Regions from separate parts of the Mus musculus genome. Here regions 2, 3 and 4 are each linked to region 1. A link is a loop called in an ENCODE intact Hi-C map of the cell type or tissue named here. Cell type or tissue: heart. All regions are shown on one strand. Each heading gives the region's core, and the rest is flanking DNA. Links, peaks and the distances in the headings are about the cores only. Region 1 holds the start of Pradc1 (protease-associated domain containing 1). Region 2 holds the start of Dusp11 (dual specificity phosphatase 11 (RNA/RNP complex 1-interacting)). Region 3 holds the start of Sfxn5 (sideroflexin 5). Region 4 has its middle 22 kb from the start of Tprkb.

Region 1 (7,866 bases), core at 988-5,987:
TTCAAAGTACCATAAGCTGTAGTCAGAATCTGCCCTTCCCCTGTGTCACGCCGGCCCACTCCTTACCCCCTTTCCACCAGAGCGATCTGGTCCTGGATAAAGAAGCCGTTGCTGAGTTCCCCGCAGGCCTCTGGAGGTTCAGCAGGGACGAGGTGAATCTGCTCATACCGTGTGTGCTGAAAAAACGTTTAGACGTTTGGACAAATAAGAGTGTAGGAAAACACTTTTTGGAATGGGCTAATAACATCTATTGGTGCCTCATAACGAGTGAAGGAAGGAAATGGAGTGGTTTCTCTGTGGCTGAGCACCTGAGCATTTTAATCTGATTCTCACAAAGTCCCACCTGACCACTCAACCTCACCCTGTGCCTTTCTGAGAGGGGAGCTGGTTATAACCCAGGGACAGGGGGAAGTAGGTAGAACTGACAGTAGGTAGTTGGCCCTTGGTTTTTTAATAAAGGCAGCCCCTCCCTGGTTTTTATAGTATGCAGGAGCTCCTGGGAGGCAGAGCTAGATTCTACTTCTTGCCCTGTTCCAGCATAAAAGTGGGAAGAGGGCCACCATACTAAATGATGGCAAGAAGGTGACTGAAGATCAGAGATCTGGGCATCTTTGAACTTACAAATATCCCACCAAAGTCCTTGGCAGGTGTGGCTGTGAAGATGTATCGAATATCCCCAGGACTCAGCACTTGGAAGTATAAGTAGTCATGGATGCGTAAGCCTAAAGGAAAGAGTGTAGATGAAGGCCTCTCTGAATAGGCTGATTCAGGTTTGGAGTATGGACTTCTTTTATGTCTTCAACTGGGTGGGCTATGGTCTGGGGCCAGAGACCCTGGCATCAGCTGACTGAATCCTTAGGGAGCGTGACTTTTGTTTTTAATTTTAACTTATTTTTTCAGAGTCTCGCTATGTAGCCCTGACTAGCCTTTGATAGCCCCGACCCTCACCCTTAGTGCTGGAATTAAAGGTGTGTGCCATCATACTCAGGAATCCTCTTTTTTTTTTAATGGTCTCATACTGCCCAGGCTGGCTTTGGACTAGTTTTGTTTCCTTGGTGGGCCTTGAATCCTTCCTCCTGACTGCCTCCCAAACATGATGGTTACAGGCATGCATCACCATGCCCAGCTGGAGAGCTGGTTTCTGCACTGGAAGGCAGACCGGATGCAGGAGATTTGTATTTGTTGCTGCTGCTGCCACAGCAGGTGAGCCACAAAGACCTGGAGCTCTTGGGTTGACATCCACCTCTTACCTGAAGAAGCCCTAAGAGTTTCAGAGTGGACAGGGAAGCCCCCAAGTTTCTAACCAAAACTTACAAGTTTGCTCTGGTCTCACCAACATCTTCTAGATCAGTCACTGTCATCTCTTGTCCTGACCCAACCTATCTAGCCTTGCTTCCATGTCTTCTTTTTCAGATGGGGGTTTTGCTATGTGGCCCAGACTGGTTTTCAACCTTCTAGGCTCAAGCAATCCTCCTGCCTCAGCTTCTCATCTGCCTTCATTTTTTTTGTATTTTTAATTTAAATTTTATGTATATGTGTGCTTTGGCTGCATATATGTTCATGCACCATGTGTGTGCCTGGTGCTAGCCGAGTCTGTAAGAGGGTATCAGCTCCCCAGAAATGGAGGGACAGACAGTGGTGAGCTGGGACCTATGGAAGAACAACTAGTATTCCTTTTTTTTTTTTTTTCCTCGAGACAGGGTCTCTCTGTATAGCCCTGGCTGTCCTGGAACTCACTTTGTAGACCAAGTTGGCCTCGAACTCAAAAGATCCGCCTGCCTCTGCCTCCCAAGTGCTGGGATTAAAGGCGTGCACCACCACTGCCGGGCACAACTAGTATTCCTAACTGCCAAGCTGTCTGTCCAGCTCTCTGCCTCTGTCCACCTGCCCCACTGCAAGAGCTTCAATGTCCCCTTCACCTACTAAAGTGTATGCTGCTGTTGGCTGTGGTGTAGAAAGCCCTGCCTGATTTGACTCCTATACCCACTCCACTCTTGTTTCCTCTTTCCCATGTTAAAGCTGTACTGGCTTTTCAGTGTCTTTATCTTTTTGGGTCTTCCTAAAAGTTTACCTGTCATTTCTCAGAAAGATGCTGCCTTATCCTTCCTCCACCCATTCAAAATATACTTTCTCCCAGCTAATACTTCCTCTGTAATTATGGTGGATTCATAATATTCTATGTCAGCTTCTTTCATCGCAGCAGTGATTCTAAGTATGTGGCTTTTTAAAAAAGACTTATTTATTTTATGTGAATACACGGTCTCTCTCTCTTCAGACACACCAGAAGAGGGCATCAGATCCCCATTACAAATGGTTGTGAGCCACCATGTGGTTGCTGGGACTTGAACTCAGGACCTCTGGAAGAGCAGTCAGTGCTCTTAACCACTGAACCACCTCTCCAGCCTTAAGTATGTGGCTTTATACAGAGATGAATCTCCAGTGCCTAGGACACAGTGGCTGCTCAGTAAAGGTTACTAAACAAAGAACTCTGCCCAGCTCTGCTGTCCTGAACAAGAGAATGGCCAAAAAAACCACGAGAGCTTTGCTAGGATATTTTTTCTCAGTTGGATTTGAGTCCCTGGATTCTTTAAACTTGCCAGAAAGGCAAGTAAATGTTGATGGATGGAAGCTCAGGTCTGTTAGTCAATCCAATTGCTGTGTCTATAATTGATCCTGTCTATGGTCCAAATTACAGCTCAGACAGAGCTAAGGGGGCTTGCAGCTTTTTGTCCTGAGTGTAGGTACACTTCATCAGATGGATAACCCCCCCCCCCCCCCAGGAAGCCTTCTGGATTAACACCAGGCAACCCTTTCCACAAGCACACCCCTGTCTGGCATTTGATGTGCTTATCTAATAAGCTTCGGGTATATGCATGTGTTCACTTAACGCGTAGGTGTGTACATTTATGTTCGAGTTGTGTAAGTGGGTGCCTGTGCGTGTGAGCCCATATGTGTGTTCCTGCCTATAAGAACGCTCACATCCTCCGTTCTGGATCTCTAGCTGTCACCAGGGTCGCCTTCAGTGGGAGGAAAGCTGAAAGCTCTTGTTTCGACGGGGAGGGGTGGGGTTGTCAGGTTGTGCCTACTCACTGACCCGGGAACCAGCATCCACCCGCTGCAGCCGTCTAGTCCCTGGATCTGGGCGGCCCAAACTCGCGGGGTCCCCAAGGTGACCCGTGGCCCCCAGCCCGGGAAGCGCGCACGCTGGATTCCCGCCCCGCCCGCCTGTCCGTCGCCGCTCACCGTGGGCCGCGACGCACGTGGGCAGCCAGAGCACGAGACAGCACCAGCCCGCGGCGCCACGGCTCATCTCCAGGGCCCGTCCCGCCGCCGCCGCCGCCGCCGTCCCGCCGCGATCCCTCGCCCGACTTTAGCCTGACAGCTGCCACGGCCTCCCTCAGGCCCGCTCTCCGCGCCGGTTGGAGCACAGAACGGAGGCCAGCGGCTGATTGGCCGCCACGCCTGTTCGTGTGGCCGCACTTTCCTCCTCTGCGCCCTAGGCCACTTCCTATTGGCCAGGAGAAGTGGAACCGGGCGCTGATTGGCCAAAACTCTTAATAGCAACTGCAGTTCGCGGCCCCGCCCCCGCACTCCTCCTTATAGACGCGCCTCCCGGAACCTGCGGTGGGCGGCTCGCGGGGTTGCGCGGGATCCACGGCTCTCCTCCCCAGGCAGAGACGGGCCTCGCGCGAAGGGGCAGGCGGCACGGCGCCGCCTCGGCCGATAAGGGGCGCTACAGAGCTAGAAGCCGACCCGAGCAAATTTCCTGCGCCCGAGCGGGCCGCGCACCTGTGACCCGGGACACTGTTCCCAACTTCCCAAGCTACCTGTGAAACTCACGGAGCTCCCTCGCCACGGAGCTGAGCAGGTGCAGTGAGATCACTCACCTAAGGTGCTTCTCCTAGCCGGTGTTCAGTACTGATAGCTCATTGCACGTCTACCATGGCGTCTGGGAGCGCGGGCTGAGGCGGGACCTTACCGCACCTTACAAACCAAAAGCACTGCGAGACTCGATGACCCCCGCCAAAGCTAACGCGAGTTCCTAGAGCGTCCCTGGACCTCCGACTCCTCTAGCCGGCTACCTCGGGAGCTAACCATAGAGTGGCGGAAGTGGTCCGGCCCCTTCCTCTCCCGGGCTAACGTCTCGCCAGAAGCTTCTGGGCATTTCTCCGGCGCGGAGCATTGTGGGCTTGGGTGGGCGGCCCCGAGGCGGACAACTGACGAGTTGCGGGTACCTGAAGCCGCTTCCAAGATGATGGTGAGTGTCTCTCCGCGCATCCGCTGCCATCCACGACCCTGCGGCCCTGGCCCGCCATGCGGAGTGTCTACAGTGGCTCGTTTCCGCTCCCCGGCCGGAGGCGGCCTTGATCCAAAACTGAAGCTGTTGGCGAGAGCCGAATGGGGCTCGCGATGCCGCTGGGCCTGGAAACCATGGATCTCATGGTGCTTGGGACCACAGACCTCTTGTTCAGCCTGTTCCCCGTAATGGAGGCTTGGGTTTTCGGAACCGAGTGTGTGTTGAGCTCTGTACCTCTACCATAAGGCCGGGTTACATCGCCCTGGGAGGTGCGGAAGTGAAGGCGCGAGCTTCTAGGCGCACAGAGGCAGCGTGAGGGTCTTTAGGTTGGGCCAAGTGACGCCCTGCCTGGCATTGTGGTCGTTTACGTTCCCGCATGTGGAAAGACAGAATCCTTCGTTCCTGTTGGAACCTGTTCGTTGGGGGCATTTTTAGTTCTCCCGAATGTACTTGGTGCTGGAAAAGGGCAATTGATGTACACAGTACCAAAGATGGGACGACCTGAGTACTTTAGGCAGGAGAGTCTCTTAAAGGTCTGCCTGTAATCCTCCTGCATCACCCTTTATCCCCGACAGCGTCAGATACCTCCCCTGTTCCCCTGTGATAAACCTGAGTTGTTAGTGAGCAATGTCAACTTCCAAGACAGAATCCTGTGCGTTTGGCATCAGCACACTCGTTAAGTTTTGCTTTTTAGTGTCAATCCTTTGTCTGCCTTTTGCAGCTTCTTCCTATGCGTAGATGCCAGACAGACTTGGAAACCTGTAAGGTCCTCCCTCTGCTACCAAATTACAGCTTCTCCTCCGAAGGAGTCCCTACAGAAGCATGTCCATGCTCCCTGACCCCTAGCGCTTGAAATTGATTTGGTCGGCGAAGACCAGAGCTGAGGCATAAATCCATGAGTCATATGTGCTGCAGTAAAATATGCATCATTGCTGCTGATATGACCAGTGGCCCAGCATTGGCCAAAACAAGTAGCAAACCTTTTATCAAAGGGTCCCAGACCATCACATTTGGGTTTTACCTAAATTGATGATTCTTGTTTCTGCTGCTGTGCTGCATACTTACAGCTTATGAGCTGCTGGTGACTCTTGTTTCCTCCCATCTTGCTGTAGCAGTTCTGGGATTACAGATATATACCACAATGACAGACTTGTAATGAGTTCTGGTGCTTAGGCTTATGCATCTAGCAGCTTTACCCCTGAGCCACTTCCAGGGCCTCCTCCAACTAATTGTTTAATAGATAGTATTGACTTTTGTTTTATTTAGTGTATGTGGGTGTTATGACTACTGTGTGCCTGGTTACTATGTACATGTAATGCCCATGGAGGTGTCAGATCTCTGGAACTAGAGTTACAGATGTGGTGACCCACCTTGTGGATGCTAGGAGTGGAGGGAACCCCAGTTCTGGAAGAGCAGCCAGTGTTGTAAGAGATTCTTCCAGTCAGTCCCTTAAACGATCTAAGGAAAATGGAGAGGAAGATTAAGACGAAACACTAAAGCCTTTTATGGTTCTAAGGGTACTAAGCCCTTGTGAAGGAACAAGAAGAGTGAGGTGGAAAGTAAGGAATGGTTCTAGGCAGTACTATTGCCAAAGAATGGCAGAAGGGGACCTACCTTGTAACCATAGCTTGGCTTACTGTACTGCTGCCAGCCTTATTTTCCCTGTGGCTGGCCTTGATATCACAGCAGTCCTCCTGCCTCCACCTCCCAAGCACGCACTGGGATCATAGCTGTGCACAGCCATGCCTGGCTTTAGATCAGTGGTTCTCAACCTTCCTAATACTGAAACCCTTTTATATAGTTCCTTGTGTTGTGGTGACCCCCAACCATAAAATCATTGCATTGTTGCTTCATGACTAATTTTCTGTTGTTATGAGTTGTAACATAAATACCAGTGTCTCCATGCCTGTTAAAGGGCCATTTGACTCTAAAAGTGTCACAACACACAGGCTGAGAACCACCGCTCTTGACTGTCCTAAGGTTTGTTCCAGAAGGACCATGAGACTGTGGGACCTTTGGGAAAGCATTTTCCTTCTAGATGGAACTAAGGAGTGCCCCCCAAAATGCTGAGAGTATAGAGAAGCCCTTTCTTGTCACGAGACCCTGGATACTCTGGGAAAAGGAAGGTATTTACTCTTCAGTATATGCCTGACACTGATAGAGGGGAGTTTCCTGACCAGCATTCTTTTCTCGTATGCCAGTTTCATTGTTTTTATTACTTTGTGGTAAATTTGCCTGTAACAAGTAATGTATAGAATTGGGATTGTCTAGTGTTCCTGGCTGGACCTAAGAAGCATATATACCCCTTCCCTTGTCTTTCTCTTTCTCTCTGCTAATATTCTCCAAGACTCTACAGCCTAATCTTTTTATAGTTCTTCTCTTACCTCTTTTATACATAACCAGTCTTAGTAGACTGATGCATGCTCTCCAGCATATTCAAACCTTTTGTTTCAGTGTGTGTGTGTGTGTATGTATTCATATTCATGTGGACATGTGTGGAGGCCAGAAAAGGGCAGTGGATTCAGTCTTGGAGATGGAGTTACAGATAGTTGTGATGTTCCAAACCAAACTTTATCCTCAGGGAGGACAGGAAGCCTCCTTAACTGCTGAGCTGTTACTCCAGCCTCAAATCTATTTTTACATTTCACTCTTGATACCTTTTCTTTTTCTATTTCTTTTTCTTTTTCTAGACAAGGCTTCTCTGAATAGCCCTGCTGTCCTGGAACTTACTCTGTAGGCCAGGCTGGCCTCGAACTCAGAAATCCCCTTGCCTCTGCCTCCCAAGTGCTGGGATCAAAGGTGTGCGTCATCACTGCCTGGCTTGATACTTTTTCTTAGACCAATACAACTTCATTTACTACTGCTTTTAATATTTCTTTGATTTAAAAGCCTGTTTGCCTATAACTGGTCATTTTTCTTTGGAAAAACAAATAGGCCTTTATTGGCTTATACCTTGTAGATAATATGACTTCTGCATACAATTTGAGGCCAGCATCCTGGTTGTTTTCCATTCAGTAAAGGTCAATGGCCCTTTAATCAAGTTAGGATATGGTGTGTGCTGCTAAGTGTGTTTTAATTTTTATCTCACTGGACTACTAATGTCTTATTTAGGACAATTTTCTTTTTAAATTTTATTTTAGTTGTTTTGGCTGCCTGTAGGTCTGTGCATCAGTAGTGTATTTGGGTGCCTATGGAGTCTAGAGAAGTTACAGGTGATTGAGAGCTGGGTAATGGAATTCAAACCCTAGTCTTCTAGAAGAGCAGCCAGCACTTTTAATTGCTGAGCCATCTCCCCAACTACAAGTAATTAATGTCTTTTGCCCACAACTGTGCCTTATTGGATCCCTTATTCCTGTCAGTTATGTTGCATTGAAACCATGCTCCTAACTTGTCTGAGATCTGGTAAATGTACACTATTTACTAGCCTAAATTCAGTTGGGGGCCTTTTGGTTTTGCATATATGACCTGTAGTGTTTTCAAGCTTTAGAGTATGTGTAAATCCACTTGGGCTATTTCTGAAGTTCAGCTCCTGCTTCAGTGGGTCTGGGATACAATAAGAAATGCTGCTC
Region 2 (7,866 bases), core at 1,844-6,843, 510 kb after region 1:
TAACTGATACATCTAAATACAACTCTCCCATCTAAGGTTCTGAGAACAGCTCAGGAGAGGGAGGCAGAAATATTATAAGAGCTCAAGGACCAGGAGGTCAGCTGCAAGATTATATTTCATATGAATGTCAAGGAAGGCTACAACAATGAAATGTCAACACTATGAGTGCTTACACAAGATCTGAACAGTACCCATCAGCTGCCATGCCAACATGGATGGGAGGAACTGCAGAGGGCCCTACCCCTGGATAAAGAACTACAGGCAATTAAAAATGTCTGAGAAAGGGAGAATTACTCTTCAGATATAAGTACCGTCAAGTGGTCAGCCTGAAAAAAGCCACACACACAAGCAGAACTACACGGACTCAGCAGGCTGCATTTGTTTACTTGCATGTACATGCAACAATAATACAGAGTAGGAGGCTATGGATGTGAAGGTGGGGTAAGGAGAGGTTAAAGGAAATGACAGAGTTCTATTTTAATTAATTTAAAATTTAAATGCATGTTACATTGAGCTACTTCTGTAAGATACCTAGATCAAGGAAATTCATTGTAATAAAGCAGATAAGAGGTTTACTAGGGGTCTGGCATATAGGAGAAGGGAGAATTAATGTTCAATGGTTATAGAACTTTTGCTGATTAAAGAGACTAATAATAATTACTACATATTATAGTTTAATTCATGTCGCCAACCTAGTGTGTATGTGTTTTGCATTGCTGAAGACTTATGTAGTCCAAGGTGGCCTTGAGTTTGTGATCCTCCTGTCTTAGACTCCTAAGATCTGGGATTATAGCCATTAACTACCATCCATGCCTGGCCTCCAATCTCATTTCTACATGAAATTAGGAAAACTATTTGCTCTTCTTTAAAAGTTAGTTATTGCTACCCATGAATGAAGTTTAGTCTTTGCATCAGCATAGGATGAAAACTGTTAAATTACTATGAATTTTGGGTTTTTTTTTTATTCAGTCAGAGGGCCACTTACCTCTACTTTATAATAGCGCTGAGTATATGTTAAATCGATTATCAATCCAAGTTCTTCATTTTGTTCTTGTATTTTATTAAACAGATCCAAAGGGGAAAAGCATTCTTCTGGCATAAGCTTTGCTTCAAATTTCTGTCAGAGAGTGAAGAGAGAGCAAACCCACTTGAAGCCCTGTAGCACACGATGCACTTACCCAGCCCCCTGAGGTGAGGACAGTGAGACTCAAGAGCTGTTCCTGTTCCCCTGGAAGCTCGCAACATCTCTCCTCCATTAGTGGGAAGAGATGCTCACTTCAATATATACATATTCCTGTGTTTGTGTCTCCCTGCCTGAAAAACTTTAGAATGTCCTATTCAACATTAAATAGGTAAGAAAACAAAAAACAAATAGAAACTTGTTCCTATTTGCCTAAGCCTTAAAATCTCAATGCAATTCACAAGTGAACACCTCCCTCCATTCTACTGAATTTCCAGCACAGCAACTACCATATCAAGACAGTGAATACTGAATGATCTAGCTTAGTCAGGCTGACACAAAATATAACACATTATAATTATTCTTGATTGAGAGCCAGCATTCTCTCAATCAAGAATTGATATTTCTGAAAAGATCCTAAATTAATTTTCACTTACTTTTTGCAAAGGAACTTTGAAAGCAATGAAACGAGTCCCAGGCATCCGCTGCCCAACTGGGAGATAGTCTTTCCACCTGTGAAACAGGGTATTTGTTAGTCAAACTGAATGCCAACCTTGTCTCCAAGAATAAGGCTCCGAGATACTGGGCACCTAACACATACAGAATGTCTCTTAACCTATTTATTCCACACAAGTAGCAACCTACTATGTTTCTTTCTGTCTCCCCATCTTGAAAACAGATACAAGACAACAAAAGAGCACACAGGTCTCCACAAACAATATCTAAAACCTAGAAATGCCATAGCAGAACAGCCTAACAAACCCAGCCTCGTGTCAAATACTAAGGTAATATTAGACATGAAAATAGAAGGGGGGTTATGACGGAGTGGGAAGGGGGCTAAGGGAGGGAGGGGCAACAAGAGGCAGAAAAGGAAAGACAAATAGTGTATATTTCCCCTCCTGTGTGGAATCTAGTTTTAAATATATAATGTACATACATATAATATACATATATATAATATATACATACATACATATATATATATATATATATATATATATATATATATACACACACACATATTTGAGACATGAAAACTGTGGTGAATTATTTAGGGGGAGGAAAGAAACTAGCAAAATGTGGGCAGGAGAAAGGGGAAGGTGTATGTGTGTGGGTGAACATGGGCAAAGTAGAATGCCATACATATAGAAAATATCATCATGAAACTCATACTTTTTATGGTAACTAAAACTATTAACCAGCAAGGAGTAATGAATGCCTACACACTGGCTGACAGACCTCAAATTCAATACTTTCACTGCATATTGTTTTTAGTTTCCACACCAGTGAATCAACTCAATATGTAGAAATCTCCCAGTTCTTACAACCCGAAATTCAGTTCAATCAGAAGTCAGTGTGGAGAGTCACAGCTGAGTTGGTCTATGGCCATGAATTACAAATAAGTCCGGTTCATTCACATCCCTGGAGTAGAGAGTGAGCACAGAGTGGTGACAGACTGGAGACATAGTGGGCCCCAGAGCAATGGAACCTAGTGTGACAGACCATGACAAGAAGTTGGCTTCTTATTCTTTTTTTTTGTTTTTATTTTTCAAGACAGGGTTTCTCTGTGTAGCCCTGGCTGTCCTGGAACTGCCCCGAAGGTTTTTATTCTTAAAGTCAAGCTTTATCTTACATCTATGAGCTGTCTCACAATTACTACTTGATATTTATCTTGCTTTATCTCCACAAATAAGCAATAGCTAAAATTATTTTTAATTTTTAGTTAACAATTTTATATCCAATAGATAATTTAATAATGAAATAAGCTACATTAAAATATCAATAAACAATTTATTTATAACTTACTTATACTTTACTTAGTAATTAATAGTTAAATAGTTAACTATAGAAGGTATGTTAAAAATGGATTGTCCAGTGGACAGACAGCTGTCTTCTGCAAGCTGTCAGGCAAGTTCTACACTGGGATGATGTTGGAGGTTAGCTGACAGGATCTAAAGATATCCACTCTGGGAAGGGAGAGAGGCCATCACGTCCATCCTGAATTTTAGATAGTGCTCATTTGTAGACATAAAAAAGAAGTGCTTACTGAAGTCCGGGAAGTCGGGGCAGAGCATTCTGTCGATCCTGAGTTTTAGGTATTGTTTATTTGTGGAGATTAAAAAAAAAAAAAAAGGATTTGATGAATTCTAGGAAGGGGAGAGGCCGGTCTAGCCACGTTTTTTGTGGAGATGAAATCGGAGAGGGGAAGCAAACAGCCGCAAGTAAAGGGTTCATTGCACCAGTGAGCAAAATCCTAAAACTAGCCCTTGGCCCAGGCAGGGTTAACTCCCTCAAAGGACACCTCCGCTTTCCGAATCCTGAAAGCAAGAGAACCCCTCGAGCCGGTACCGAGTGAAGGGTGTCGACAGCTCGGGCCGGATCCTGGCACAGCGCCTACACAAGCAGAAGCCTGTGGCTTCGGAGATCAAGGGACGCCTCAATACAGGCAGCCGCGCCCCACCGCGCACTTCCGCCCAGGCCCGAGCTCCACAGAGTCCTGTCGGGACAGACCCAAGACCCCAGAATGCGGGGTGGGGAGGTGTGGTGGGGTTCGGCGCGGAGGACCCTGGGAGGCGGCGGGGCGCGAGGCCAGGGAACACTCGGAGACTCGAGGCCACCGAGGCAGCCGGAACGCCAAGCCCGGAACCAAAGCGCTTACCTTTCGGGGATGTGGTTTCTGCCCTTCTTCTTGGGTGGGGCACAGGCAGCAAAGTCCCGGCCCCGTCCACGACCATGTCGGCCATAATGCTGGTTCATGTGGGCGCAGAGATGCCGCCCACCCAACGCCAGGCGTGCCAGAGCGGCCAAAGTGGCGACTTCAGGGAGGCCAGAAGAGGCCGCGGGATCCAGAGGCGCCCGCAAAGGAACGCGACGCGTCGACGTCTCGCTAGGGCGCATGCGCCTTGCCCCGCCGTGCTGACGACACACGTCGCACTGAAAGTAGGGTTTGTCAGCCTGCCTTCGGTTTCGACTGTGCTGCACTTAGCTGGAGGCCGGTTTTGTAGCTATGTGAATAATTGCTAGCGCTGTAAGACCCCCGATGCTGGGCCTCTGCTCAAGTCCTGGGATGAACTGGCCAACACCCCAACATCTCGAGAGAAAAGATGCACCTGATGCAAACTGCAAGAGGTTTTATTATCAGCTAGCTGAGGAGAAGTCCCTCTGTCGTGCAGGGCAGAGGAGTTCAACCCCGAGCGGTGACATTAGGGGACTTTTAACAGCTAGCTGAGGAGGTAGGAGGAGTTGGGAGGAGAGTTGGGAGGAGTTGGGAGGAGAAGTGGGAGGAGTTGGGAAGAGCTCTTCTGGGCGTCCTTGGTGAAATTTACAAGGCAGGAGTGGGGAGTGAGTTCTTTCTGAATTTTTATCTCCGTGTCCTCGGCACAGGAAGGCAGGCATCTCTGGTTGTACAGTATAGAAACAAAAAGGCTTTTTGCTGGCTATAGAGAACAAAGAGCTTCTTTCTAGCTGTATTTTTAAAGATCAGGGAAAACAAGCTTGGGGAACATCCAGGGGCTTTACCTTCCAGGGAGAAACGCTCTAAGTTGGGGTCTCATAGCGCCACCCGAACTGCTCCAAATGAGGAACAGACAATCCAGCCCCAACCCTCTGATCCCTGCATTCTTCGTGAACGTTGTCAATTGTTTACATTTTGTATATACATGATATTTGCTTTCACACGGGTGTATCTTTTTTTTCCGCCAAAAAGAAATAAATCAAAAGTTTTATACAACATATTTCTCCTTATTTGATATATTTAACATATTTCTCCATCCATATATGTGTGTATAGTGTCACAGGCAGGGAAACATACATATTCTTCCTAATTTTGAATGACACAGGACACTTATTATAACCAACATAATTAAAAATACCAACTTTTTTTTTTCTTTTTCGAGACAGGGTTTCTCCGTGTAGCCCTGAATGTCCTGGAACTCACTCTGTAGACCAGGCTGGCCTCGGACTCAGAAATCTGCCTGCCTCTGCCTCCCAAGTGCTGGGATTAAAGGCATGCACCACCATGGCCCGGTCCAACTTTTTTTTTTAAGATTTATTTATTTATTATATGTAAGTACACTGTAGCTGTCTTCAGACACACCAGAAGAGGGTATCCGATCTTATTACAGATGGTTGTGAGCCACCATGTAGAAATGAAATTGCTGGGATTTGAACTCACAACCTTCAGAAGAGCAGTCGATGCTCTTAACTGCTGAGCCTTCTCTCCAACCCCCCCCCCAACTTTTTTTTTTTTTTTAAACCATTCCAATATTGAAATTCCTCTACCTGTTTGGAGTTTTTTTGTTTTAAGGTAAGTTCTCATTATGTAATGCTCTGTGATCTGGAACTTGCTTTGTAGAGTAACCTACCCTTGAAATCACAGAGATCGGCCTGCTCCTTTTTCAGCTCTAGAATTAAGGGTATGGGCCACCTTAACCTGATTGGAGTTTTTGTTTGGTTTGGTTTGTGTTTCTGATCTACTATTACAGAAAACACTGTGGTGTGAACATTCCTATAGGTGTATACTGCATCTGAATACCTAGACAAGAAATTACTGGGATGAAATACACTTTTAAAAAAGCAATTCATTCTATTTGTCAAAAATGCTGTCAGCTCACCTTTCCATCCACAGCCAGTTTTACTGATATCGCTTTGCCAGGTGTCACAATAGCTGTGGACATCATGGCTTTATATTTTAGCAAGCACCAAAAATAACCCTGAAATAAAAGAGGAGCCCAAGTCTGAAGTTCCTACACAATCTCAGGACCCGTGCTTGCCGGGGACATCTGAATCGTACAAGTGGAAGACCAAAGTACAGGGAGGTCATCTGCAGAGAAGTGGACTAAGTCCCAGATTATAGAAATTTATGACAGCAAATTTTAAAATAAGCTTAAACTTTTAGTTTGAAATTTCTAAATGTAGCTTATATTTATTTTTCATAATATTTACAATAATTGTAAGGTGAGTATTCTGACAATAATGCTTGATAAGTCAAAGTGTAATTGCAAGATACATACTTTTTACCTCTGGATTCTAATGCCTGCAAGGCTTATCCACATTCTCCTATGGAGTTGTCTGATGGGTTTACACCAAATAAGTCAGTGGAGGAGGGCAGGAAAGACAAGAGGGGCAAGCTAACGTGACAATAATACAGTAGCACACCAGAAGGGCAGAGGGGCTCCTCTTCACATAAACATCGCAGAGGCAGGATGGAATGTAGGGAGGTGAAACCCAGAAAGATTGTTGAATGGAAATTTGAAGTAGTCATGGGGATTCAGAGTTGGCTGTTTCCTGCTGAAGGGAAGCAGAGGGAGTTAAGAGACTGGAGAACAAAGCTTGGAATGGTTTAGACATAAAAAATAATTAAACAGGAATGAACAAAGAAGCCTTGTTCTCAGTAAGAGCCCAGCTAGGAAAAAACTGAGAGAAGCTCAGCTTATTTTGACTGCCATGAATCAGGAGGACAAAGCAGATCGCCCCCTCTTCCTTTTCCACCTAGCAGACCAGAGCATTTCCCTGGCGTGATCTGGGGAATCAGGGTGGGGCCAGTTCATGAAGCTCCTTGGCCTGCCTTCCTTGGTGGATCAGACATAGCTGGCTGGACTCATTAAGAATTCTCAGCTTTTGTCTTCTCAGACCTATCCAACCCGGGGCAGCCTTCTTGTCCAGTGTTGAGTTATATACCCATATTGGGCAGCTAAGGATGATGCCTGAATCGGTCTCGGTGATGTGTTCCTCCAAATATAAACAGAGAGTATGTGGGATGTGGTTCTGGGAGAGCAAAATGGCTCTATGGTTGAGACCTGTTTATAAATGAAAGAAAATCCACTAATTGTTTTAACTGGCTCCCGGAAAGGCTTCCTTGAAGCCCTATACTCTGAAGAACAGAATTTGCTCTTTAAAAGATATGGAAACAATGTTGCCTATTTTCTAAGAAAAGACCTCAAGAAGTCTGAATTTGAGGGCTGGAGAGATGGCTCAGTGGGTAAAAGCACTGACTGCTCTTCTGAAGGTCCTGAGTTCAAATCCCAGCCACCACATGGTGGCTCACAACCATCTGTAATGAGATCTGAGGCCCTCTTCTGGTGCGTCTGAAGCTACAGTGTACTTAGGTATAATAATAAATAAAATTTGTGAATGCAAAGACCTCTAGAGCAGAATGAGATATGTATGATCCTTTCGCTGGGCTTTGATCCTTTCACTGTGTTGCTCCATTTCCTCTGAATCCAAACTCTGATACACAGAGCTCGCAGCTCTTGGAAGTTTATTTCTTCCTTCTGCTGCTTCTCAGCCCTAGACCCCAGCATCCTTAAACATCGGGAAGTGAGTTTTCCTTTCTCATGGTTGCTTAGGTGCTGAGATAGACTTGGGTATGATAGTTACTTACTAAATTAATGAGGGTGCCTGGCCTTGATGCCTTTAGCTTCTGGCTCCTATCACATTGTAGAAGGCATGCGTTGGGATCCTGCCTAGCTGAGTTGTCTCCTATGTCCCTTGGTAATATTAGAAGGCTGTGTGTGGTGACTGTTGGGTTATGCACAGCCCTCTGATAAGTGTCTCACTCACAGCTACCTAAATGCCAATATCTAAGCTGTTTGTTTAAGCCAAACTCTCCCCAAGAGCCACTTTGCATTATGGTCTCCAGGTCACAGATGTCCCCGGTGCCAACTCTGCTTCCTTTGTGTTACTCC
Region 3 (7,866 bases), core at 909-5,908, 120 kb before region 1:
AGGGCCATGTGCAGCACTGACCTGCCTCATTGGACCTCCTGGTTTGCTTTGAAAGTCTATAAAACATTAACTCAGCAGCCAGGTGGTGACACCACCTTTAATCCCAGCACTCAGGAGGCAGAGGCAGGCAGATCTCTACATTCAAGGCTAACCTGGTCTACAAAGTGAGTTCCAGGACAGCCAGGGTTACGGAGAGAAAACCTGTCTTAAAAAAAAAAAAAAAAAGTTGCCAGTAAATAAATAAGCCTGGACTCTGGAACTTGGCTGCCTGGGAAGTCACTGAATCTGTGAATGGCAACGTTATTACATGAAAACTAAAGGTCATTGTACCTGTCGCAAAGGGCCGTAAAATTTTCATAAGCCAATATTCAAAAAGGGGTAGGGGACTGTTGGCCATCATCAACATCTTATGGAGAGAAAGGCAGCCATAGACAAAACCAATCCATCACCCTTTTCCTACCCTCTGACCTTGCTTGGTTGCTGCCTCTCCCCTGCCCTCCTTTACAGAGAGACCTTTGATCAGGGAGGTGAGAAAGGACTTCCAGAGCCAAGTAAGACCTCAGTTCCCAATCCTACAAAAAGCACTAGGACTAGGGCTGTAGCTCAATTAGTAGAGTGTTTGCCTAGCATGCACAAAGCCTTGGGTTTGGTCCCCAGCACCCATAAAACTAGGTGTGCTGTTGGAACACCTGTCACCCCTGTGCTTCAGAGGTGGAGGCAAGAGAGCTACAAGTTCAGGGTCATTTGTGACTACATAGGAAGTTTGAGGCCCAAGGAGACCCTGAGGATTGGGATGGAGCTCTAAAAGTGGACCATGGTTTATGACACACTGTCAACAGAATCTTCTAGGTCAGTGAGGTCCACTATCAGCAGTCATTAGACACCTACTGTGTGCCAAACACTGAGAACAGGACCCAGGATCCAGAGGAAGATAACTGTGCCCAGGCAAAGAATGTAGCTTCGTTGACAGAAGACTTGTTTAGCATGTGCAAAACTGGATTCTACCTCCAGTACCACATAAACACCGGGGCTGCTCATGTCTGGAGGTAGAGGCAGAGGGTCAGATATGCAAGGTCATACATGGAGAATTTTGAGACCAGCCCGGGGAAGGAACCTGTCCACTCAGAAGAATGTGGCAAACTACTGACTTTAGAATTTTTTCTTAAAGACTAGAACAATTTTGTTGCCATCTTCCAAAATTCCTAAGGAACAATTTAGATACAATTTGGCCAACTGCTGAAATCAAAGGCTTGTAGCTCAATTTCATTCAATTTCACAAACCCCATAGGAGACCCCAGCCCCACTCATTCACAAAGCTCTGAGACACACCTCATCCATCCAGACAATCTGTTAATGTGATAACCTAACCTAACAACACCGAGAGAAGGTAGGCACAGTCCCTGATCCCATATGATGGAATGGAAGAAACATGGTAACAAATAAGCCAAGGGTGTGAGGCTCCTTCGAGGAAATGATGATTTGTGGATAACGTAGGGATGAAGAGGTGCTCAAAAAGAATTGAGAGCAAGAGACAAGACATGTTCCAGTGGGTAGCCCAGGCATGGGAAAGAACAGGATAAGCCCGAGGGTTAAAAACTGCTAGAATGGTGTAAAGAAGGGGGTGAGTGGGGAGTCAAATGTTAAGGAGTGGGCCCTGAAAAACTTTGGGTCCCTTCAGATGTGAGGTCTAAATCTCACAAATAGAGGAAAGCAGTGCAGGCTGTTAAAGACTGCTGCATGGATGGGAATCACCTGATCAGACCTGCACTGTTGGGACTCTGCCATAGAGGAAAAGGAGGAGCTGGGAGACGGCCAGAGCAGGACTGGAAACCCAGGAACCTGTCGGAGGTTCCCATGTCGGCCAAAAAAATAAACGTGTGGACTGGGTTAGCCTTGGAGAGGGAGGCTAGGAGAGCTGTGGGGGAGAAGGGGAGGACTGGGAGTAGCAGAGATGAATGGAGGCTTAAGACTCTAGTTCTTGGGTGGCAGGCTGAGCTGTTTGCAGAGGGAGGAGCAGGTGTGGAAGAAACAGACGTTCTCAGCACCGGTGACTCAGACCTGCTCAGCACCCTTTCTTATCAGACCACTAGGATGCCAACATTGGAGGCCTCTGCAGAGGCCACTGCATACTCCACAGATGTGAACAGCTGCAGAAACTAATCCTCCCCAAACACACTCCACAAGAGTGAAGAGCCCAGGGCAGGAAGCCAATACAAGGTACTCAGTAAATGTTGGGTAGATGGATGACCCATGAGCCATCCAGATTCCAGATACCAGACACCAGACATTGGGGGAAAAGCCCTTACTCAGTTCGTGTTATTAAAAACCCAATTGCCTGGGGTAAGATCAACAACCACTTTTTATCCGGAAAAGGACCTAGGGAATACTTTGGAAGAGTAATCTGCATCTGCGAGGCTCCCACTGGGGGGTTCAGAGCGGAGTTTGGCGTTCTTGATAGGACAACTGGGGTGGGGGTTCCAAAGACAGCAAGTGTTTCCCAGTCGGGAGTGCAGGCTTACTTAAGGATGCGTAGAATGGGGGTGGGGACAAATGGAGGATCACTCAAGGTTAGGCACAAACACCCCTGACAGCGTCTCAATATTTGGTGGCATTTTACACTAGCTGGGACATTAAGTCTCTCCAGATTCCTCCATGCAGAGACATGTCTATTTTTGAAAGAAAACAAGTCCTATTTTAAAAAACTCTAGGGACGTATTCTCAGAAAGCTTAGTTCGACGAAGTTGGGGGGGGGGCTGAATTCGGAACCATTCTCACTTCTAAACCCAGCCACATCCCACCTTTGTAGCATTTTCTTTCTTCCTTCAAAGTTTTCTCTAGCACATCTGCTGTCCCCACTCCTGGCAAGCCCAGGGTCACTTCAGCTCTGGAAGCAGTCTGAGGGTCTGCGGCGTAATAACTAAGCTCCCATGCTCCTGGCTCACAGACCTGGACCTCCGGTTCCATGGCCGAGTTAGTGATACCCGGGTTTCTTGGGTTGGCGTGTCCCCAAGTAAGGTTAATCATAGTCACGGTGCACCCTGAAGAGCCCAAGCGGGTGTGGATGGGGGCCAGCGCTGCGCAGCGGCCGGGAGCAGCGCAAGTAGGACTGGGGCGCACTTGGGACCCTTGGGAGGAGAGCTCAGCTTCGGAGAATGACACAGCGTTTCCCCGCACCGGGCTCTCTCCGCGTTGTCCCAGCCGCATCCCCGCAGAACGCACTAGCTGTCCGGCTGGTCTCATCACTGAAGCCCCAGGCCCCCGGACAGAGATCAGGTCGCTGTACCGGTGCACGCGGTCCCATCCTAGGGCACACGCAGCACCTTGCTGGAGGTTGAGGAACCGGAGCATGACCATGGGGCGTGCCCAGGGAGTTTTGCCCGGAGACTGTCCCGCAGCTCACAAGAAAGGTCAGTCCCACTCGGGGAGAAGTTGAGGAGCATACCGGCCACACCACCGGCCCATGCATCACAAGACGGGAACTTTGCGCCTAGGGCGCATTTGCCAGAGCGACCCCTTCAGAGCCGCTCGGACCCTGGACCGCGACCCGCGTGGCCAATCATCGAGCGACTAGGACGGGGGCTGTGCCAGGGCGCGGGCATCCGCGGAATGACTGTGCCACCCGCCAATAGGAAACCAGAGAGGGAGACCTCGCCCATCCTGTTGCCCAATAGGAAAGGAGCGGCTACAGCCAAGGTCCCCGCACTAGCTGTAGGCTCTGGTGGCCGCGGGTTGGAGACCCTCGAGCTGAAGTGACTTTGCAAGAGATTTGGCTCCGTGCCCTTCCCTGTGTCTCCCTTCCACCCGCTCGTCGCATCCCGAACCTCACCTGCTGGAAGCGGGGCTTGCCCAGCTGGAAAGGGGGCGCATCTGTGGAGGCGTTCGGGGCACTGGCCGCCGCGGACGCCGCTGAGGCTGTGGTTGCTGTATCCGCCATGGCCACTGACGCCCGCAATCTCCAGCCCTTTTAAAATGTCCCTCCTCGGCCCCCGCCACAGTTGCCTCTCCCGATTGGCCGTGAGCAACCGCAGCGAACCGGGCGCGCAGGGGCTTCTGGGGAGTGTAGTTTTCCCCTGCTCTGAGCCTGACAACCTCAGACTGCAGAGAGTTGCACCCACGCAGACCTGGTCTTAGTTCCTACCGCTAAAGCAGCAGGCGTTTGCAGTCCTGAGAATGTATGCAAATGCATGTGCGGATATACGTGTAGGCCTGAGTCTTAGGACAAGGAACCCCTACAAACGCGGACACGACCCGGGATCAGACAAGCAAGGACTCCAGGCAGAGTGGGGTTAATTCGGATGGCCTTCAGCAAGGAGTCGCACTGCGGGATTTTCCTACCGTTTCTTCTATCAAAATCCTGGCTCCAGCCATTCTGCCACTCTCTGAAACAAGCCATGCTCACGCTGCTGTGACCCTTTAACATTCTGCTCATTTTTATCATGGCCTGAGGCGATTCTTTTTATAGGTTCCGCATACGCGTTCATCCGTTCCATCAGCCTACTTCCACAAAAATCCGCTTCCGGATTTTGTACCACGCAGCACTCTCTTGCCTCCTTGCATGTAACTCAGGCTAGCCTGGAACTATGTAGCACAGGCTGGCCTCAAACTTGTGATCCTTCTTCCTCTGCCTCCCAAGTCCCAGGATTACAGGTGCCAGCCAGCAGACAAACCATGAGCTTAAATATCTTTCCTACTGTATGGTGGGGGAGGGGGATGGATAAATCTTCAGTGCAGATATAGGAAGGTTGACACTAGGTACTCAAATGCTTTGGGTGACTTAAATATCCAGAGCTTAAGCATCCTGAGACCCTACTTCTTTTGATCTAAGGAGGTTTGGTCCAAGCCTAATTACTGAGGACCAGCAACAGGGGTGCACCAGGAGCTGTAGAGAATACCAAGGTAATAAACACCTCACCCCCACCCCCTGCAGAATGGCACCAAATGGCAACTGCAGCCCCAGCTAAGTGGTGTGGTTATAAGCCACACTGGGCATGGAGAATGGGGAGTTGATGGTTTCACCCAGGACATAACTCCTTGACTCTAGGGGAGCCTCTGTCTCATGGTGGGATTCAGAGCTAACTTGGGGTTGCCCTCTTGTCCTTCTGGACACAGCATGAGCCATTGGTGGCCCAAGGGCTCATTCACTCACTGATAGCTGACCCACATGGAATAGAACTCACAAATGACCCAAAGAACAGTTCTTATTTTTGGTTTGTATCCTACCTTTCCTTACTGAACTCAGTGGCTTCAGGACAGAAATCACAAAACTTGCCCTCTTTATCCACTCCCCCCACCCCGCCAGGCCCAACACTCAGTAAATATGCCTGTGATCAGTGCCCGTGAGCACAGGCATCCTAGGCACACGGGCCATGAGGCAGTGTTGCCTGTGATTTCAGAGCGGTAGCTCTGTCACCTGAGAACCACACTGCCCTCTCCCACAGGCGGTCTCCTTTGTCCGCTCATTTCAAAACAAACACACAAGCTGGCTGCGGTACGTGATCTTTTTATTCTTCATAAAGTGCTCAAAACATGAAGAACAAGCTCTTTATAGACAGGAGTTTCAACTAGGAGGACAAAGGGCAGAGCAGAGCTGTGCCTGCTTGCTGCCTGTCTGGCTGCACTCTGCAGTATGTGGTAAGGATCAGACAATGAACAAAACCCTGGCCTCAGTTCAGGACCTCTCTGCAGGACACCCCTGCCCTGGCCATGTAGAGAAGCCAAACAGCAAGGATGGATGAAAGATGAGAGAAGGGCTGGGACTAATTAAAGCCCAGAGGAAGACCTAGAAGAGGGACTCAGTTCCTCAAAAGACACCTCCAACACCCAAGGACTGACCCTACCCCCAAACTCTGGGAACTGGTGGCTATTTTCTCATCTCTGAGTTGACCTATAGTTGGTAACTGCACAGTGGTGGACCCCATTGTGGTTCATCTGCTCTATGCTGGCAGAAGACTGACGTCATCCACAGAGAATATTCTCCTGAGGTGTTCTGAGTGAACCCATGACCCTGTCTTTAAGAGACAGCTGGAAAGACGTTACTGCTTCTCCACTGGGCCCAAAGAATCTTTTGTCAGCATCTCACCTCCTTCACTCATACCTTTTGTAATGCACAGCCACCAAGGACCCCCGAGGATGCCAGGGAGACTGGCAGTATTCACAAGCAAGCTAGAAGCTGGACCACAGAGCAGATACCTGACTTCACTTGAATGCACTTCAGCCAAGCCAGGCAAGACAGGAGGGATTGGTGAGCAGGAGGGACTGTACAACAAGGACAGAACAGCTGGAGAGCCACGGGCATTTTCCTAAGCTCAGGTGTCTCCTAAAGCAGAATGAAGCCTCCTGCTTCCAGACAAACCCACTGGTCCAGCATAACTGGGACCCAAGGTCAGACACAGTAAGGTGCAGGATAGCCCCAGACCTACTGTGCACTAGATTTTTTTACCAGGATGCTCCAAATAAGGGTCAAGGGAGGACCAGGAAGTGGGAAGGCGGCTTAGGACACCTCCAAAGCAGGTTGGCCAGAGCCTTAGCTGAGGTACTTCTCGGGGTAGTAAACAGCGTGGTCCACAGCCCCCTTTCAGGACCCTCACAGCCGTTTTCACGTGCTCAACAGGAGGGAGGGGACACCATGGCCAGAGAGACATCTACATCCAGAGGCTCTTGTCCTCACCCACAAAAGGCACGTTTAATTGGTTTCCAAATGTTCTGAGCCCACAGCAGCACAGTTTTGGCATCTGACGAGTGTTAACAGACATGAATGGAGGCCTGGTCCACAAAACATGAGCAGCCCCAAACCCCAACCTGGAGGGTTTCATGTTAGGGAGGTAGGGAGGACTGCAGGAGAAAGAAGTCATTCCCTCTGTGCCCACCCCACCTCCCACCACTACTGGGACATGGAGTGGGAGGGTCTGAAGAGGGGCAGGGGGCAGCTGAGGAATAGGCACATACCACCACCACCACCACCACCACCCCCCACCACCACCACCACCCTGTGTACATGCTCTAGACAGAGAGACAAGACGAAAACACACAGGCTCCTTGCTCTTAGGGTATAGGCACAAGGCTGAAGTGTAGGTGCCCTGGTTGTCTACAGTGCACAGAAAAGCAAGCAGCTTAGTTCCCATCCCTGTCCCAGTGGCCTAGGAGACCCTCCAGGTGCCAGAAGGCAATGGAGATGAAGAGTTGGTCAAGAGGAGAAACAAATGACCAGCCTCATGGGGTGAGCTGTGCTGTCAACAGTGTTGCCTTAGATAATTCAGCTCACCCCAGAACCCAGAGCTCACTCCTGCTCCATCTTGACAGCTAACAACCTTGTTGCAATTCTCTGGGGAGCCCCATAACCTCGCGTGTGAGAATGGTCAGGTAGGGAAGACCCAAGGCTCCAGTGGGAGTTCAAAGAGCCCCTTCCAGCAGCCAGAGCAGAGGCAGGATGGGGAGGGGTGCAGAGAGTCACCATGAGAGCAGGCTTGCCCTACTCAGGTGAGAGCAGTCAGTGGCGGGCACTACACAGGTCCTCACCATCCCTCCAGGGATGGCGTGAAGGGCTACTTGGGGGGGCCAGGGGAGATTTGCAGCAGTGTGGGCGAGGTCTCCATGATCCGCACCAGCAGCCGGTCAATGTAGCTCTCCAGTTCTTGCACATGCTCGTCTCTCTGGCTCAGCTCACGCTCACGCTGCAGGAGCAGGCCAATGAGCTCATCATGAGTCAGGTGATAGTACTTGGCCGACTGGTCCAGCACAGCAGAATCCTATAGCAAAATAGAATGCAACTAAGCAGGGGAGGGCTAGACCTTCCCCCAGCTAGCCCACCCAAACCTGTTTCCCTACTGTAGAACCCCAGACCTGGCAGCAGCCCATCTCTATGGCTGA
Region 4 (7,866 bases), core at 1-5,000, 490 kb after region 1:
GATATTTGTTAATCATAAAGCACAGGGTCATAGACTGGACAGCAGGTCGGCCGTGTCCATTCACCTCTGAACTCTGGGCTAATCATTTTTTGAGAAAAATAGGATGTGGTTGCCCATCTGCTTCACCCTCAGGGGAGGCCTGCCACGCCGCTTACTACTCCCCTCATGCTGCAGCATCTCTCTGCCCTTTTTGGAAGTCAGCCGAGTCCTTGCACATAACTGCTCAGAGTGGCCTGATGTCAGTTCCTCCCACAGCAAGAAGGTTCTTTCCTCCGGACTTTTCTCTGTCTGTGCTGTTCCTGGTCCTGATAAAATGCATCCTAAAGTTTCCCATGTTGCTCTCCTGCTCCTCCTCCTCCTCCCCATCAGCCTTCACTCAGCCATCCTGTCCTTTTTCATCCCCAACTATGCTGCCATCCAGATGGTGGGTCCTGGACAGGGACAGCTACAAGAGTTCTACCGGCTGCTCTGAGCTTGCGCATCATGCTTCTCACATCAGTTAGCTGAGCTGTTGCTTCCCTAAGACAAGCAAGGACAGCTTTCTCTACCGGCTGACGCTGTGGAAGGGAAGCTCTCTGCCTTTGCCCCAAACCCTGACCTGAAGACCAATGAGAACCGTGCTATCCCCATTTTTTACTCAGGCCCACTGTAGCCTGGCAAGCAGGTTCTCTGAAAGAGGTAGAGAAGCTATAGCGGGTCTTTTTGAGGGACTTCTGAAGCCAGGGGAGAATGGAAAACCCTCAGAGCTGTAACAAGGACCAGAGAAGATGTTGAGATGTCGGGATGGAAGTAGTGAGGTTTTTCAGAAAGGACACCCAGAGCTTACACCTCAGGAAAGGTTGGTCTCCTGAGCAGGGATGCTAGAGAGGCAGGGATGCTGCTGAGGCTGGACCATCTTTGAGAAAGCAGGGTCTTTACAGGAGAGACTAACACCAGCAGGGGCCTGGTTATACAGGACCTGCACACAGTCCAGTAGTGCAGACATCCCGTTCCAGATGCACGTGAGGGAAGCCATGAGTGCCTTTAGCTGGGAAGCTGAGTGCCAGGTGTGATAGAGGCGCGTGGATGGCCCTGGCAAAGCAAAGGTCCTGAGGTGTGCAGGCTGCACGTTAAAAAAGTCCCCGGCCAACAAGGTGGCCTGGAAATGAACAGTCAGTACTGGCTCCCAGGAGGAACCCTGTCATATAGCTAAGTTAGACATAAAGACAAACACGATTCTCAATTACTCGAGGGCTTCTCTGTCCAAAACACTGTGGGCCTAGTAGGTTTATTGTTTGCAAGAGGAACTTTTTTTCAGTATCGACTATCAGCACTAACAGTGCGCCTAAGATTCATGTGACCTGTCCATTATGACACAGCCCAGATAGTGAAATCTATATCACCTTGAGGTGCGTTTAGGGCAGAAATGACAAGGAGTCAGCACCATACAGCTAGGGATACAGCTTCATAGATAGGGACCAGCCTGCAGCCCAGCATCTAATCCACGGGTTTTCAACCTTCCTAATGCTGTGACCCTTTAATACAGTTCCTCACGCTGTGGTGACCCCCAACCATAAAATTATGGTAGTACCACTCCATGACTGTAATTTTCCTATTGTTATGAATTGAAATGTAAATATGTGTTTTCTCATAGTCTTAGGTGGGCCCTCTGAAAGGATCTTTCAACACTAGAGGGGGTCACAGCCCACAAGTTGAGAGCCACTGATGTAGGCTCACCCAACGTTGGCTCTGCAGATGTGTACTTACACAAAGCCCCAGATTCAATCCCCAGACTGCCTTCCTATCCCCCCAGACCAGACCTGTAATGCTGATAGCAATGGAAACTGCAAAGGCTTCAAATTAAATCACATGAATGCAAAATGTGTGAACCACAAAAGCACAGCAAAACCGTGGAATTTTTCTCTCATTTAAGCAAGACAGAGAGAACTTATTAAGCAAAAAAGAAAGCTTTTGGTCACTGAAAGGTGATCCAAAATTGTCGACTATTTTATTGTTGTAATTCTTTGGATTTTGTGAAGGTTTTATCACGTAGCTCAGGCTGGCCTGTAACTCAACACACCTCTTGTTTCTCCCTCCTAAATACTTGGGACTACAGCCATGGAGCACTAACTATAGTATTTTTTTTAAAAAGATGTATTTATTTTTATATGAATTGGAGTTTAGCCTGCATGTAGGAGAGAACCAGATCCCCTGGAACTGGAGTTAGAGACAGCTGTGAGCTGCCGTGTGGGTGCTGGGAACTGAACCTGGGGCCTCTGGAAGAGCAGCCAGTGCTCTTAACTGCTGAGCCATCTCTCCAGCCCCAACTATAGTATTTTTAAAAACCTGTACACAAAGAAAAAATATTGAAGAGAACAAATACCAAAGTCAAATGTTCATTTCTGACTTGCTGGAATTGCCTAAGATTTTTTAACACAAAAGGGGCAGGGTCTATTTGTAAATAGTTTCCTGATACACAATATCAGGCCACCAATATACAATTCTAGCCTATCGCAGTGGTCACAGGGTCCTTCAGGAGGAAGTCAGGCTGAAGCTAAAGCACTAACTTTATGTCACTGGGACCAGCATGTAGAGTCTGGACCCTGCCTGACTCCTCTCCAACCCGGATGGCATGGCCTGCCCTCGGCTTAGGCTGGTCAGGCTTTCCAACAGGGCGTCCCTACTACCCTCAGGGCTTCCTGCCTGGGTCCCTCCTGCCAAGGCCGCTCGCTGGCCCCGGTAAAGCCTGGGGTGGAGGCGACTCCGCTCTCCGCCACGCCTCCCTCCCAGCGCTGGGCCTGGCTGTGGCTGTGCGGTCCGCACGCGGCTCCTCCAGCCTCAGCCTCGGGCATCGCCTGCAGGGGGCGCCCCGGCGCGCGCAGCCGAGCGGCCTTCCGTCCGGAGCCGCGCTCCTGAGACCATGTCGCTCTCCACCGGGGCTCGCGACAAACACGGGCAAAGGCACGCGTACTTCGCCCGCAAAACTGTCCGCAGGGAAAGAGGTGGGGCTCCGGCTGGGCGGAACCCACTTTCATTTTGCCGCACGGCTTAGATGATCGTTCCCCGGAAGCAAACCCCTCCACGTCCAGAAGCGCTGTCTCTGCCCAAGTGGAGGTCAACATCGGGAGAGTGCTTCCTTCCGCTGACTCCTCCCTGGGAGGGCAGAATGTGCCAGCAAAGTCTAGTTAGAACCTTCCTGCGGGAGGGATCCTTGGGTGGAGACTGGAAGTTGAAGTCAGGTTGTAAAGTCTACTGATGGTTTATGGTAGATGTTAATCACTTTCTTACTGTGATAAGAAGAGTATTAACCTAAGCAAAGTGAGCACACTTTTTCCATTACTGGAGAACCCACGATCAGTTTTCACTTTGCTCCCATCAGTCACTGGAAGCACCCCTGGAACCCAGAGCCTCCCTCAGTGACTTGCATCCGGGACTTACCTAACAAAGTTGATCTTTATATCTAGAGTGGGTTAGGAAGGTCGTGTGTGATCCTTGAGCCTCCCAGGCAGACGAAACGTGCCATAACTTGTTTTCTATTTTCCTTGGCTGGCGTTTGTCTTTTATCAGTATTTTGTTTGCATGGCATGGAAGGTGTCTGGTGATGCGTGCAGTAAAGACAACGGGAAAAGTGGGAACGCCAGGCTGCCAGTGTTGCTCTCCTAATTAGGACAGTGGAGAAAGTACACCAGAAAGGGCTGTCTGAATCAGTGACTGGAGGAGGTCGGCAAGGGAGAGCAGCACTTCGGGCAACAGTTTTAGAATTCTGAGAAAACTGGCTTGCAGGCTTACAAACCGTGAGTGGAACCCTGAATTTTATGCTAGTAGGTAAACACTCTACCACTGAACTACAACCTCATTTTGCTTTTAATTTTTACATTCATTATGACATGAGCCTGGCACGGTGGTACAGTCTAACCATCTGTACATCTATACAGTATGCATCTATATGGACTGACATCCAGAAAAAGTAATGAAGAAAACCTAGTTAAAAATGCATTATAAGCACTTAACAAAAAACAAAATAAAACATGTCATAGGAAAAAAAAAACAAGTCATATGAAAAGAGACTCAACCTTAGTCATGGATGAAGTAAAAATTCAAGAAAAGACATTCTACACAAATAGATTTATCTTAACAGAAGAAATGTAAAACTAGTGTCAAAGGACTCAGCTTCATATATTGAAGTTCTCTGTGTAAAATGATAAAAGCACTTCACAAAAGTTTACTGCTTTAGAGTTTTGAAGTGAGGGTTCCTGTGGAGGTCAGAGTGAAAGCCAGGTGTGAGTGGAAGCAACAGAAGGAGCTGCTCGTGTTTCGGTCCATGGAAAGGTCAGCTTGGTGCTAGCAGTTACAGGAGGCGTGAACTCTGCTTTATAGAATGTGGATGCTGGACACAGAGCTGTCATCTTTGACCAATTTCATGGAGTACAGGACATTGTGGTAGGGGAAGGGACTCACTTTCTCATCCCTTGGGTACAGAAGCCAATTTTCTTTGACAGCTGCTCTCGACCACGGAACGTACCATCACTAGTAGCAAAGATCTGCACAACGTCAACGTCACACTGCTCATCCTCTTCCGGTGGCCAGCCAGCTTCCTCGTATCTACACCAACATCAGCCAGGACTATGATGAGCAGGTGCTGCTGTCTTATCACCACGGAGATCCTCATGTCAGTGGTGGCTTGATTTGATGCTGGAGAATTGATTACCCAGCGAGAGCTATCTCCAGGCAAGTGAGCGATGACCTCACAGAGCAAGCAGCAACATTTGGGCTCATCCTGGATGACGTGTCCCTGACACATCTGATCTTTGAGAAGGAGTTCACAGAGGCAGTAGAAGCCAAACAGGTGGCTCAGCAGGACGCTGAGAGAGCCAGATTTGTAGCAGCAGAAGGCGGCCATCATCTCTGCTGAGGGTGACTCCAAGGCAGCTGAGCTGATCGACAACTCGCTGGCCACAGCAGGCTATGGCCTGATTGAGCTATGCAAGCTGGAAGCTGCTGAGGACATTGCATACCAGCTCTGCCGCTCTGGGGACATCACCTACCTGCCAGCAAGGCAGTCCGTGCTCCTCCAGCTTCCCCAGTGAGGCCAGCCGGGCCACGGCCTCCATCATGCTGAATGATGCCTTCCTTCTGCCCTACCCCAGAAATAACGGCGAAATTTAATGATTGGCTTAAAGTGAAGGAAATAAAGGTAAAATCACTTCTGATCTCTAAAAAAAAATTGAAGTGAACCCTGGGGATTGAAAAAGTGTTTGCCTTGCAAGTCAGATACCTGAGTTGGATCCCTAAAACCCACATAAATAAAATAAAATAAAATAAAATAAAATAAAATAAAATAAAATAAAATAAAATAAAATAAAATGGCAGAGTGGGGGGGCTGAAGAGATGGCTCAGTGGTTAAGAGGACTGATTGCTCTTCCAGAGGTCCTGAGTTCAATTCCCAGCAACCACATGGTGGCTCACAACCATCTGTATGTAATGAGATCCGGTGCCCTCTTCTGGTGTGTCTGAAGACAGCAACAATGTACTCACATATATTAAATAAATCTTTAAAAAAGAAAAAACAAAACAAAACAACAAAAAAAGGCAGAGTGGGGTCCTGGAGTCCTGTTGTGTGCGTGTAATCCCAGCTCAAGTAAGGCAGAATCAATGGAGCCCCAGGGTCACTGGCCAGCCAGCCTAGTTTACTGAGCAAATTTCCAAGGGCTGCAAGACCTGTCTCAACAAGAGATAGAGCATAGTTTGGAGCTGGGTGTGCACACCTTTAATCCCAGCACTCACGACAGAGGTAGGTGGATCTCTGTTAGGTTGAGGCCAGCCTGTTCTTCTTTCTTCTTCTTTCTTCCTCCTCCTCCTCCTCCTCTTCCTCCTCCTCCTCCTCCTCCTCCTCCTCCTCCTCCTCCTTCTCCTTCTTCTTCTTCTTCTTCTTCTTCTCCTTCTTCTTCTTCCTTCTTCTCCTTCTCCTCCTCCTTCTTCTCCTTCTCCTTCTTTCTTCTTCCTTCTTCTCCTTCTTCTCCTTCTTCTCCTTCTCCTTCTTCCTTCTTCTCCTCCTTCTTTCTTCTTCTCCTTCTTCTTCTTCTCCTTCTTCTTCTTCTTCTTCTTCTTCTTCTTCTTCTTCTTCTTCTTCTTCTTCTTCTTCTCCTTCTTCCTTCTTCTCCTTCTCCTCCTCCTCCTCCTTCTTCTTCTTTCTTCTTCTTCCTTCTTCTCCTTCTTCTCCTTCTTTCTTCTTCTTCTCCTCCTTCTTCTTCCTTCTTCTTCTTCCTTCTTCTTCTTTCTTCTTCTTTCTTCTTCTTCTTCTTCTTCCTTCTTCTCCTTCTCCTCCTCCTCCTCCTTCTTCTTCTTATACATAAGTACACTGTAGTTGATTTCAGACACACCAAAAGAGGGCGTCAGATCTAATTACAGGTGGTTGTGAGCCACCATGTGATTGCTGGGATTTGAACTCAGGACCTTCAGAAGAACAATCAGTGCTCTTACCCACTGAGCCATCTCTCCAGCCCATCTTTTTGTTGTTGTTGTTTTTTTTTTTTTTTTTTTTTCAAGACAGGGTTTCTCTGTGTAGCCCTGGCTGTCCTGGAGCTCACTTTGTAGACCAGGCTGGGCTCGAACTCAGAAATCCACCTGCCTCTGCCTCTCAAGTGCTGGGATTAAAGATGTGCACTACCACTGCCCGGCTTTGCTGTACTTTCTGTAGCTTCATACATAGACACATGTACAAATGTAGTTTTGATTTTATTGCTGTGAAGACACACTGTGACCATGTCAACTCTTACAAAGAAAAACATTTATTTGAGGCTGGCTTACAGTATGAGAGGTTTAGTCCATTATCATCATGGCAGTATGGCAGTATGCAGCAGACATTGGTACTGGAGAAAGAGCTGAGAGTTCTACATCTTGATCTTCAGGCAGCAGACACACTGGATGTAGCTTGAGCATAGGACTAGGCCTCAAAGCCTGCCACACATCTTAACAGTGCCACTCCCTATGGGCCAAGCATTCAAACCCATGAGTCTATGGGGGCCATACCTATTCAAACCACCACATATACCAAAGCAAATTAAAACACCTATAATGTATATCAATTGTATCTTTAAAAATCATTTCAAAAGCACAGTGAGACAACATATCTTTTTAATTCAAAATAGCTAAATTTTGAGTTAGAGACAGCTCAGGAGGTATGAGATGGAAGGTGGGGACAAGTGGATCTCTGACACTGGCTGGCCAGTCAGCTTACTCAGGCAAGCTCCATGCTAATAAAACACCCTGTTCCAAACACAAACAACTCCCATCCCCTGCAAAACAATGTGGAGCTGGGTATGGTGGTACATGCCTTTAATCCCAGCACTCCAGACACAGGCAGGCAGTTCTACACAAAGAAACCCTGTCTTAACCAACTGTAGTGGCTATTCCTGATTGTCAACTTGACAATATTTGGAATGAACTACAATCCGGAATTGGAAGGCTCACCAGTGAACCTTATCTGGAGGCTTGGAGATCCTTATCTGGATCTTGGTTTGAAGATCTTGAGCCATAGTGGCTATGGATTCCAGAAGATTGAATCTCCGAGTTTAAGGAACACACCTTTAATCTGGGCTATGCCTTTCATCTGGGATTAAAGGTGTGGTGGAACACACCTTTAATCTGGGCTACACCTTCTGCTGGAGACAATATAAGGACATTGGAAGAAGGGAGTCTAGCTCTGGCTCCTTCGCCTGCTTGCTGTGTGAGACTGAGTAACTGCTAGATCCTTGGACTTCCATTCACAGCTGCGACTGAACCATTGTTGGGAATTGGGCTGCCGACTGTAAGTCATCAATAAATTCCTTTACTATCGAGACTATCCATAAGTTCTGTGACTCTAGAGAACCCTAATACACCAACCAA

The links. A loop is a pair of places that touch in the nucleus more often than their neighbours do. Peaks named below come from ENCODE experiments on the same cell type or tissue, not always from the same donor. Only the 100,000 strongest peaks of a DNase experiment are listed, where the experiment ranks them.
Region 2: a loop joins it to region 1, with 5 times the contacts of the local background. A loop is called at or near these places in 4 of 42 quality-filtered maps.
Region 3: a loop joins it to region 1, with 2.7 times the contacts of the local background. A loop is called at or near these places in 2 of 42 quality-filtered maps.
Region 4: it touches region 1 in a loop (2.4-fold over the local background); 2 of 42 quality-filtered maps call a loop at or near these places.

What each region holds. Positions count from the first base shown.
Region 1 is chr6:85,447,870-85,455,735 of GRCm38, forward strand. Pradc1 (protease-associated domain containing 1) reads right to left here and starts at 3,433. Exons shown (of 5, transcript NM_001163427.1): 1 at 3,244-3,433; 2 at 622-722; 3 at 67-176. The coding sequence starts at 3,310. It overlaps Cct7 (chaperonin containing Tcp1, subunit 7 (eta)), which reads left to right and starts at 3,636. Exons shown (of 12, transcript NM_007638.4): 1 at 3,636-4,258. The coding sequence starts at 4,253. In heart, for the core only: a CTCF peak has its summit at 3,730; DNase peaks (open chromatin) are centred at 3,522 and 4,042; H3K4me3 peaks cover 3,462 bases; H3K27ac peaks cover 2,946 bases.
Region 2 is chr6:85,957,599-85,965,464 of GRCm38, forward strand. Dusp11 (dual specificity phosphatase 11 (RNA/RNP complex 1-interacting)) reads right to left here and starts at 4,069. Exons shown (of 9, transcript NM_028099.4): 1 at 3,840-4,069; 2 at 1,618-1,693; 3 at 986-1,117. The coding sequence starts at 3,937. In heart, for the core only: no CTCF peak of the experiment used is centred there; DNase peaks (open chromatin) are centred at 3,643, 4,073 and 4,373; H3K4me3 peaks cover 2,875 bases; H3K27ac peaks cover 1,751 bases.
Region 3 is chr6:85,329,482-85,337,347 of GRCm38, forward strand. Sfxn5 (sideroflexin 5) reads right to left here and starts at 3,941. Exons shown (of 14, transcript NM_178639.4): 1 at 3,827-3,941. The coding sequence starts at 3,934. It overlaps Rab11fip5 (RAB11 family interacting protein 5 (class I)), which reads right to left. Exons shown (of 6, transcript NM_001003955.2): 6 at 5,481-7,745. The coding sequence ends at 7,542. It overlaps Mir705 (microRNA 705), which reads right to left and starts at 6,892; the gene lies at 6,811-6,892. In heart, for the core only: no CTCF peak of the experiment used is centred there; DNase peaks (open chromatin) are centred at 1,950, 3,100, 3,630, 3,980 and 1 weaker place; H3K4me3 peaks cover 2,430 bases; H3K27ac peaks cover 1,930 bases; H3K27me3 peaks cover 1,243 bases.
Region 4 is chr6:85,934,155-85,942,020 of GRCm38, forward strand. It overlaps the pseudogene Gm7542. Among named protein-coding and RNA genes, the nearest start is that of Tprkb, 22 kb to the left of the region's middle. In heart, for the core only: a CTCF peak has its summit at 2,867 (motif pointing right); a DNase peak (open chromatin) is centred at 2,957; H3K4me3 peaks cover 1,336 bases; H3K27ac peaks cover 1,524 bases.